Linked DNA regions of Mus musculus: region 1 is linked to region 2. A link is a contact called in ENCODE Hi-C or POLR2A ChIA-PET data. All regions are on one chromosome and are shown on one strand. Each heading gives the region's core, a stretch centred on a gene start or an enhancer-like site at or near the end of the contact. The rest is flanking DNA. Distances are from core to core; before and after follow the strand shown. Region 1 holds the start of Pccb (propionyl Coenzyme A carboxylase, beta polypeptide). Region 2 holds the start of Nck1 (non-catalytic region of tyrosine kinase adaptor protein 1).

Region 1 (4,106 bases), core at 536-3,035, 490 kb before region 2:
ATCCCAGTACTTGAAAGGCTGAGGCAGGTGGATCTCTGAATTTCGGGCCAATCTTGTCTACATCATGAGTTCCAGGCCAGTTTAAGAGAGAGAGAGCCTCAAAACGTAAATGAAATAAATAAATAAAATGACATTAACGTTAAAGTCTCAGGCCAGAATTTGAACTCTGTGGGAGTCCTGCAGAGAGGTGGAGTGAGGTGGATTTAGGAAGGGTTAATAATCAACTCTGGCAGGCTTTTTTTATTTTTTTATTTTTTATTTTTTGGCTAAGAATGAGAAATATGCACCTTGTACTTTGCCTTAAAGACCTGCCACTTCGCTGGGTAAACAGATGAGAAAGCATTCATAGTAGAGTTTTCGAAAGCACTGGAGCAGCACTTCTCAGATGTTAGCATCTGAACTGACTAAAGGGTCCTTGCTAAGAGGTCAGCAGCCTCCCCCCCCCCCCCCCGCCCCCGCCCCCCGCCCCCGCCGCCGCCTTGCATCCCCTCTGATTAGTAGGTCTGAGCCCGAGCAGTCTGCTCCTAGTTTACTTTTCCTATTTCCTCCCAGCTAATGCCAAAGCCGCTGTGTTGACAAGATTCTCTTCTTGACCAAACTTCGGTCAGGCTCTACTGAGCATCTCTTGAATAGAACTGACCTTGGCTCCCAGGTCCTCTCTTCTAGAGGGTAGCTTTGCCAAGAATCCTGCTAAGTCAGTTATGCCAGAATCTTCCACCCTTGATGAGGGATCGCCCTCCATATTTGATAAGGTTCTTCTTCCACTGTCCCCCAAATGATGTCTGAGCACCCTGGCTTGCCTTCAACCAAGCAAACGTTGTTTGTCAGATTGCTCCTTGCCCTGTGTTCCCTATTAATTTTCTATCCATTGAGCTCCCTCCCCGATACATCTTGTCTTTGGTGTATTCGGGGTTGAGGCCAACCTCTCTCCCCTACTGTAAAACCCTATGGAGCCTAGACCTAGCACAATGGTCTCTAAAAGTTTACTTCACCATTCTGTGTCTCGTCACAAACTTAAAAAACATCAAATAATTTGTGTGTATCAGAGTTTGGGCGTGCACATGTGGAAGTCACAGGACAACATGGGGTGTCAATGGTCCCCTTATTTGTGTGAGAATTGGGTCTCATTTGCTTCTGTACATGCTAGGGTGGCTGTTCCGTGAGCTTCCTGGGATTCTTTTATTTCTGTCAGCTATCTCACCTAGGCAACCTCTCTGTACAGACACTCATTACTCTGGCTGAGTACTGAGTTTGGGGACCCCAATTTTGGTCCTCATACTCAGGCTGGCAAAGGCTTTAACTTAGCACTGAGCCAAGTAGCTTCCCAGCTCCTCTCCCCTTTAAGAGACCCTCTCTGGAGCTCAATACGTAGCTCACAAAACATTTCAGTCTTGACGCCATACAAACCTACTTCTGTTCCTGTGTATCCCATCTCTGAAATCTGGATATAAATTATTTCAAGGCTAAGTTTTAAGAGCAAAACCTGGCACAGCATTTGGTAAAAGTTGGTCAGAGCTCATTATCTATTCATTTTTGGGGGGAAGAGGGTCGACGAAGCCTGGAGTTTAGATGGCTAACGCAGAACGAGGAATGAAGTCCTTGTTCTGTGTGGCTACACGGGCACAGAGCTGAGAGGCAGGTATTTCCTAGAACAGGACCGCCTTGAGCCTGAATGCAAGCCTGTGACTGCTACCAGCTTTAGGGCCAGCGACGACGCGCAGGCGCAGACTCGCAATGTCTACGCTCTCTGCGCATGCGTCCTGAGGTGCAGTGTGTGTCACGCTGGCAGTCAAAAAAAAAAAAAAAAAAAAATGGCGGCGGCGATTAGGATTCGGGCGGTGGCGGCTGGAGCGAGGCTCAGCGTTCTGAATTGCGGCCTCGGCATCACGACCCGCGGCCTTTGCAGCCAGCCGGTTTCAGTTAAAGAGCGCATCGACAACAAGCGCCATGCAGCGTTGCTGGGAGGAGGCCAGCGCCGCATCGACGCGCAGCACAAGCGAGTGAGTCACGGGCGCCAGTGCGTCCCGCCCCCTCCGCTCCCGCCCTATCACAGCGCGCCGGGCTCGCGGCGCACGAGCCTCCCAGCCAATAGGCGCTGCGCCTGGGAGGGGCGCGGCGAGAACGTCCACCTGGAGAACCTAGAGCCCCCTCGGGTGTCAGTAGACATCTGCACCACTTAGGGAGGTCCCCAGGCGGTGGTGGTGGGCATTGGTCGTCGGATGGATGGATGGATGTGACCGGTCTCCAGCTGCGCTCCACTTAGCAGCTTTGAACTTTTGGGAAAGGTGGTCTTTAGAAAGCACCGTAAACAGAATAATGTCTTCCAGGTCTTGTTTGAATAAGATTGCCACGTTAATCGGCCACAGGCTCTGAATTTAAAAGACGGGATTGTTCTCCCGCTGCCTGAAAGTGTTTATGACAGTTTTTTTTTTTTTTTTTTTTTTCCCTTCCCTCTTCTCGGGGAAGGAAGCAGTAAAACCCAGGCACGAAGTATTAGAAAAAACTTGGTTATGTTCACATTAACCTGGTGTGTTGTCTCCCTGCGTGCTGGGGATTTGTGACGCCTGTGACCGAGGAAGTCTGGTTGGCCTCTTGAGAGGTTCATGTATCGATCTGCTGCATAGGAAGCAGGTGGACTTTCTATAAACTCTCAGGCTACTCTGCTGAGAGCAGCTGAGGCGGGAATCACATTTGAGCTTCTTCTGGGGAGGTCATTTAGCAGCAGAAAAACAAAAAACAACAGAAGCTGGAAGAGGTGACCCTAGACTTGAAGCCAGACTTGCCCAGTGTGTCCTTGACAACTGAGTGAGTCCAGGCAGAAGAGCTGGATAAGTTAACATGAAGGTTCCCTAAGGGAAGGGCTCCTGTGAAGGGCATGCAAGTCTTACCCAAGTGTGTGAAAATCTGGGTCAAATGTTGATTCAGATGTCCTGAGTTAGGTTTGAAAAAAGAAAAATGCTCAAGGAAAACTATTTATTCCTCTTGACACTTAGGGATGTAAATGTGGTTGTAAGGTTTATGGTGAGCCATAAGCCCTCTCTCCCTTGGGGTCCCTCTGAAGGGCTATTAAGTTCCCTGGGAAAGCCTGTCACTGCTCTGGTAACCTTTCTCTTGGGACACCCTTGCTCAGTTGCCTATTGCACCCCAGGCAAGATCCTGATGCTCTTACATTAAGGCCTTCAGAGCAGGTTTTCTGCTGTCAGAGTTTATTTAGTTGGGAGGCTAATTTGTGTTCCCTTTAAGCAAGTTTTTCATTATGTCCGTGAATCAGATGTCCTAAAAGAGGACCAGAAAGTATGAATATCTTAAAATTTATCGATCTGTCTATTATCTATATATCTATCTATCTGTCTATCTCCGTAGTTGTTAGATTATTTCCCCCCAAAGTACATTTGTTTTCCACAGCCTCTTTCCACAGCCTCTTTGGCTTTTACTTTTTGTTTGTTTGTTTGTTTGTTTTTCGAGACAGGGTTTCTCTGTGTAGCCCTGGCTGACCTGGAACTCACTTTGTAGACCAGGCTGGCCTCGAACTCAGAAATCCGCCTGCCTCTGCCTCCCGAGTGCTGGGATTAAAGGCGTGCGCCACCACTGCCCGGCTTTACTGTTTTATTAGAATATCTAATTTAAAGTTTTAAAATTTTTCTTCTTGTTTGTTTAATGTGTATATGTGCTGTTTTCTTAACACAGTAGGACAAGGAATTTATAGATTTGAGGTTTTGGGAGCCTAAGAGGTGGAGGCTTTTGGTAGATTGAGGATTCAAATTCATCTGAAAGGACATTTTGAACTAGGATCTCATGCAGCCCAGGTTGGCTTTGACTTTTCTTTGCAGTCAAGGATGATGCTGAACTTCTGACCCCTCTACTTCTAACTCGCCCCACCCCCAACCCCACCTCCCAGCTCTGATAATAGAGGCATTCATTAATTTTTTTTTTTTTTTTTTTTTTTTTGGTTTTTTTGAGACAGGGTTTCTCTTTATAGCCCTGGCTGTCCTGGAACTCACTTTGTAGACCAGGCTGGCCTTGAACTCAGAAATCCGCCTGCCTCTGCCTCCCGAGTGCTGGGATTAAATGCATGCGCCACCATAATTTGTGGTACTGGGAATTGC
Region 2 (3,998 bases), core at 516-3,015:
TAGGATTTTCTTCCTCCTAAACATTACTGTATGATAGGGACACTAAACTAGGTCATTCTAACTATATAAGCTGTCAATAGCTTACTGGGAAAGGTCTTAAGATATGGAGGATTCTTATTTCCTTTATTACCCCAAATATCCTCCTTTGGAGTTAATGGGGGTCAGCTGCCTGTATGTTTTTGCTTTTGAGATAGCATCTCTCTATGTAGCCTTGACTGTCCTAGGATTTGCTACATAAACCAGGGTGGCCTTGAACTTGCAGAACTTGAACCTGTCTCTGCATATATATATATATATATATATATTTGTCTTTTTGTTTTTTGAGACAGGGTTTCTCTGGGTAGCCCTGGCTGTCCTGGAACTCACACTCAATCTGTAGACCAGGCTGGCCTCGATCCACCTGCTTCTGCATGCATCACCCCCTTCTCTTCGGTATGTATGTTTTTAAATATATAATTTGCATTACTTACTTTTGATACTAACAATAGGCAGAGTATCCTTTCCCCAGTTTTATGTTCTACTTTTCTCAACTAAACTCAGGATTAAAAGGGGCTACAGGTAACTTGTATTTTACCTAGGGCAGGCCACCCATGTATTTATTAACATGCAATTAAGTTAAAAGCAGAAAACAACTTTTTAGGATTTACAGGTAGGGCTTGTAGTATAGCTAAAGGAAGGGGCTGAGATTCAGTGATTAAGAGCGCTGGTCTTCCAAGGGGCCTGAGTTTGATTCCCAGCACCCACAGGGTGGTTCAAAACCATCTGTAACTCCAGTTCCAGAAGATCCTATACCCTCATTTGACCTCCATGGGCAGCAAAATTATACACAAGTATAACACAAGTACACCAAACACTCGAACACACAAAGAATAAAAATGAATTTTTAAAAGATGAAAGGAAGCTGTATTAATTCCTCGATTGTTGAGGATGATGTGCTAGGCACGAGGTGGGCGTGGGTGAAACAGTTCTTTTAATAGACTTTGCAATCTAGGTATATGGGTGCAGCTACGCTGGAGGCAAAAACTCGTGTTTCCATAAAATTACCTAACCTAGAATGTTTCTTTTAGGTGCCACACCCACACTAAGCAACAAAGGTGATTGGGAAATAGTGAGGCAGGTTATGAGTCGCTGTAAGGCAAGTTAGGAAGGAGAGCCGATTTATTGATGCCTTCCTTGGCAGGTGGCTGGGACTGTGCCACTGCCATACTCACCCCTAGGGCAGAAGTAACTGTCCTTTTCACAGGACTGGAAGCCGGGAATGAAGGCTACCCACGCGCCAGGGCACTCGGAAGTTGCTCGCAAAGCTTATTTTGGTTGTGGTTTTCATTAACAAACATCTTACATTTTTCCCCCGAGGCTTCATTTTCTTTGTCGCTCCCTGTCCCTAAGATCTGCAGCTGGTCGGCCCTTTCAGATGCAGGCACCAGAGTAGTCTGGGTTGAACTCGGGACCGCTGTTCGACATTAATGAGCGATTTAAAATGAATGACAGGTTTTAGTAGCAGTGGGAGAGGCGGAAAGTAAGCAGCCACCGAGGAGGCTAGGGGAGAACAGGGCGGTGGGGCCCGGCGCTCCTCACCTTCTGTCCAAAGGCCGCGCAGTCTCAGCTCAGGGACCACTCAGGGCCCGCGCTTGATTGACAAGCCCGCTCGCCCAATCCCGGAGCGGCGCATTCCGCTGAAGCGTCAGGGGCGGGCGCAGGAGGCGATGGAGCCTATTAGATTGGGCGTGGAGCGGGTTTCCTGCCCGCAACGGTCCGCCCACCGGTTGCGCGCGCCCCGCCCCTCTCCGAGAGCTACGCGGCGGCGCAGCACAGGCCTCGTGCGGTAACGGCATCCGGGCAGCCGCGGTGGCGTCCCGGTGCGGTCCTCAGGTGACTGGAGCCGAGGGCTCGGCGGAGGGAAGGTGAGACGGCCTCGCTCGCGTGCGGACACACGCACAGTCCTTTCGGTCTCCCGGTCGGTCCGCTCTGCCTGCTAGTCTCTAGTCGCTTCCTCTTTCCCCGGCGAAGTTGGCCCGGGGGCGCCGTCTGCTGGCGGCGGAGCGGAGCGGAGGGGGCGGGGAGGCCGCTCGGCGGAGCTCGGGTGTCCGCGGTGCAGCCCGGTGACCCCGCGGCCTCTGGCCTGAGCTGCGAGCGCCGGTCGGGGAGGCGGGCAGGCAAGTGTGCGGCGCGCTGCCTCGGCGGTTCTCCGCAGAAAGCCCTGTCGGCGGTCTGTGTCGGTGTCCGAGGCCGGGACGGTAGGCTGGCAGGAAGGGCGCTCTCACCTCCAGCCGCCAGCCTGAGGAAGCCGAGAGGGGGGACATCCTCGGGGCGCGCCCTCCCCTCCCCCTCCCGTTCCGGAGCAGGAGAGATGTGGGTGTCCGGGGGCTGTTGAGGTGGGGTTGGTCCAGGAAAAGCAGTCCTCTGGGTTGGTTTCGTACTGTTGTCGTACGGGTTTCCGTGCTAGGTCGGTTCAGTGTTAACAGCTGGGTTGGAAGGAAGCTGGTTTTTTGTTCAGGGTTGAGGACCGTAACATGACCGGTTAACGTCGAGCCGAGCTGAAGTCACCCGAAGAAAAATACTGCCCTTAGTTAGGAAAGAATTCACAGGAGTTAGGAAAGAACGAGATGAAGAAAACTTCCTGACCCCATCTTGGGTGGGGAGCAGTGAGAATCCAGGGTTCGGCCAAAAAAACGGGTCAAGTTTTGCAAGAAGCGTTCCATTTTCAAAAGCTTTGGTAGCTTGATGATGATCAATCAGCCTTAACGGTTTCTTAAGCACCTGGAAATCAATTGTGTGCTTTCAGCCTTTAGCGACGTCACAACATGAACAGAGAAATAGTCCAAGGAGAAAGTTTTGATTGATCATTTTCAGTCTTGTTTTTAAATAGATATTCTCTTCACATCGTGATAGTTAAGTCAAAGCGTATGCGTTGGTTGATTAGTACTTTTTTTTCATCGTGGCCACATGTGGTGCTTTCTCTGGGAAAACTTCTGTAGGAATTGGCTAGAGTAACTAAAGCGTACATTGTGTTGATGTCTCCGCTGTATGTATGAGCATTATGTTTGAAAAGATTTGCCTCCCCAGCAAGCATTTTAAATTGTTTAGGTTTCCAAGCCCAACAGATCCGTGTATTAATAAGTCGACACGTTAATGTATTGCCTTATTAAACATTGAGTGATAGTTTATGCTGCTGATTTTCTAATTTGAGAACTTCGTTCTAGAGTTCAAGGCTTGTTGTGATTATTATTGTAAATAAATTCCTTCTCAGGAGAACTTGAAAAAAAATGAATTAACTCTGGCAATGTGGAAGAATGGATGCTTTCAATGCCAGAAAATCAAATGATTATTTCACTGTTAAGTAAAATTGGAGGAAACGTGAACTGAGCATTTAACAAATCCAACAGTTTGACGACAATTTGACAGGCCTGCCTGATTCTCACTTTAACCTATCAAGGAAATAGAACTTCAAAGTCTTCCCTTCACAACTGATGCCCCACGCCTCCAAGCTGTCTTTCATTAGCGATACATTAGTAGCATGCTTTCAGGAACCCAGACATAAACCTTAACATTGTACTGTTTTTTTGTAGTTGTTTTCTTTAAAAAAAAAATCTTACCTTTGTATTCTTATATATTGTTTTTCAGTTTCTGAACTACTCAGTAACTCTAACTGGATTTTCTGCCTGGAGGATCTCAAATGTGTTCTGCCTGTGCTGATCTTAAAATAATACTTTGAACATATTTTTCACTGTTTAGACACTAGTAATATCTTTCCTCTAGATTCCAGTCTTTTAAGGGTTTATTTTTATTTTATGTGTTTTGTAGTGTTTTGTACGACATGTGCTGTGGACTCTGGGGACAGAACAGAGATCCTCTGCAAGAGCTCTTAACCACTGAGCCATCTGTCCTAATACAGAAACATTCTCTGCAAACTACTAACTTTGCAAAGGAAAAGTTCGCTAAGCTTTCCTTCTTCCTTAATTTCCTTCCTCCCTTCCCCGCCCTCTCTTCTCTTTCCC

The links. A loop is a pair of places that touch in the nucleus more often than their neighbours do. ChIA-PET counts read pairs that join two places held with the same protein, here RNA polymerase II (POLR2A).
Region 1: a loop to region 2 is called in a map of T-helper 2 cell, with 2.6 times the contacts of the local background. The contact joins the promoter of Pccb here to the promoter of Nck1 in region 2. A Hi-C loop is called at or near these places in 1 of 37 maps with a recorded cell type or tissue (T-helper 2 cell). POLR2A ChIA-PET finds 5 or more read pairs at or near these places in 4 of 5 experiments (Patski and embryonic stem cell).

What each region holds. Positions count from the first base shown.
Region 1 is chr9:101,032,563-101,036,668 of GRCm38, reverse strand. It overlaps Pccb (propionyl Coenzyme A carboxylase, beta polypeptide), which reads left to right and starts at 1,785. Exons shown (of 15, transcript NM_025835.3): 1 at 1,785-2,000. The coding sequence starts at 1,812.
Region 2 is chr9:100,543,901-100,547,898 of GRCm38, reverse strand. It overlaps Nck1 (non-catalytic region of tyrosine kinase adaptor protein 1), which reads left to right and starts at 1,765. Exons shown (of 4, transcript NM_010878.3): 1 at 1,765-1,904. It overlaps Gm46139, which reads right to left. Exons shown (of 2, transcript XM_017313741.1): 2 at 1-2,442. The coding sequence ends at 1,795.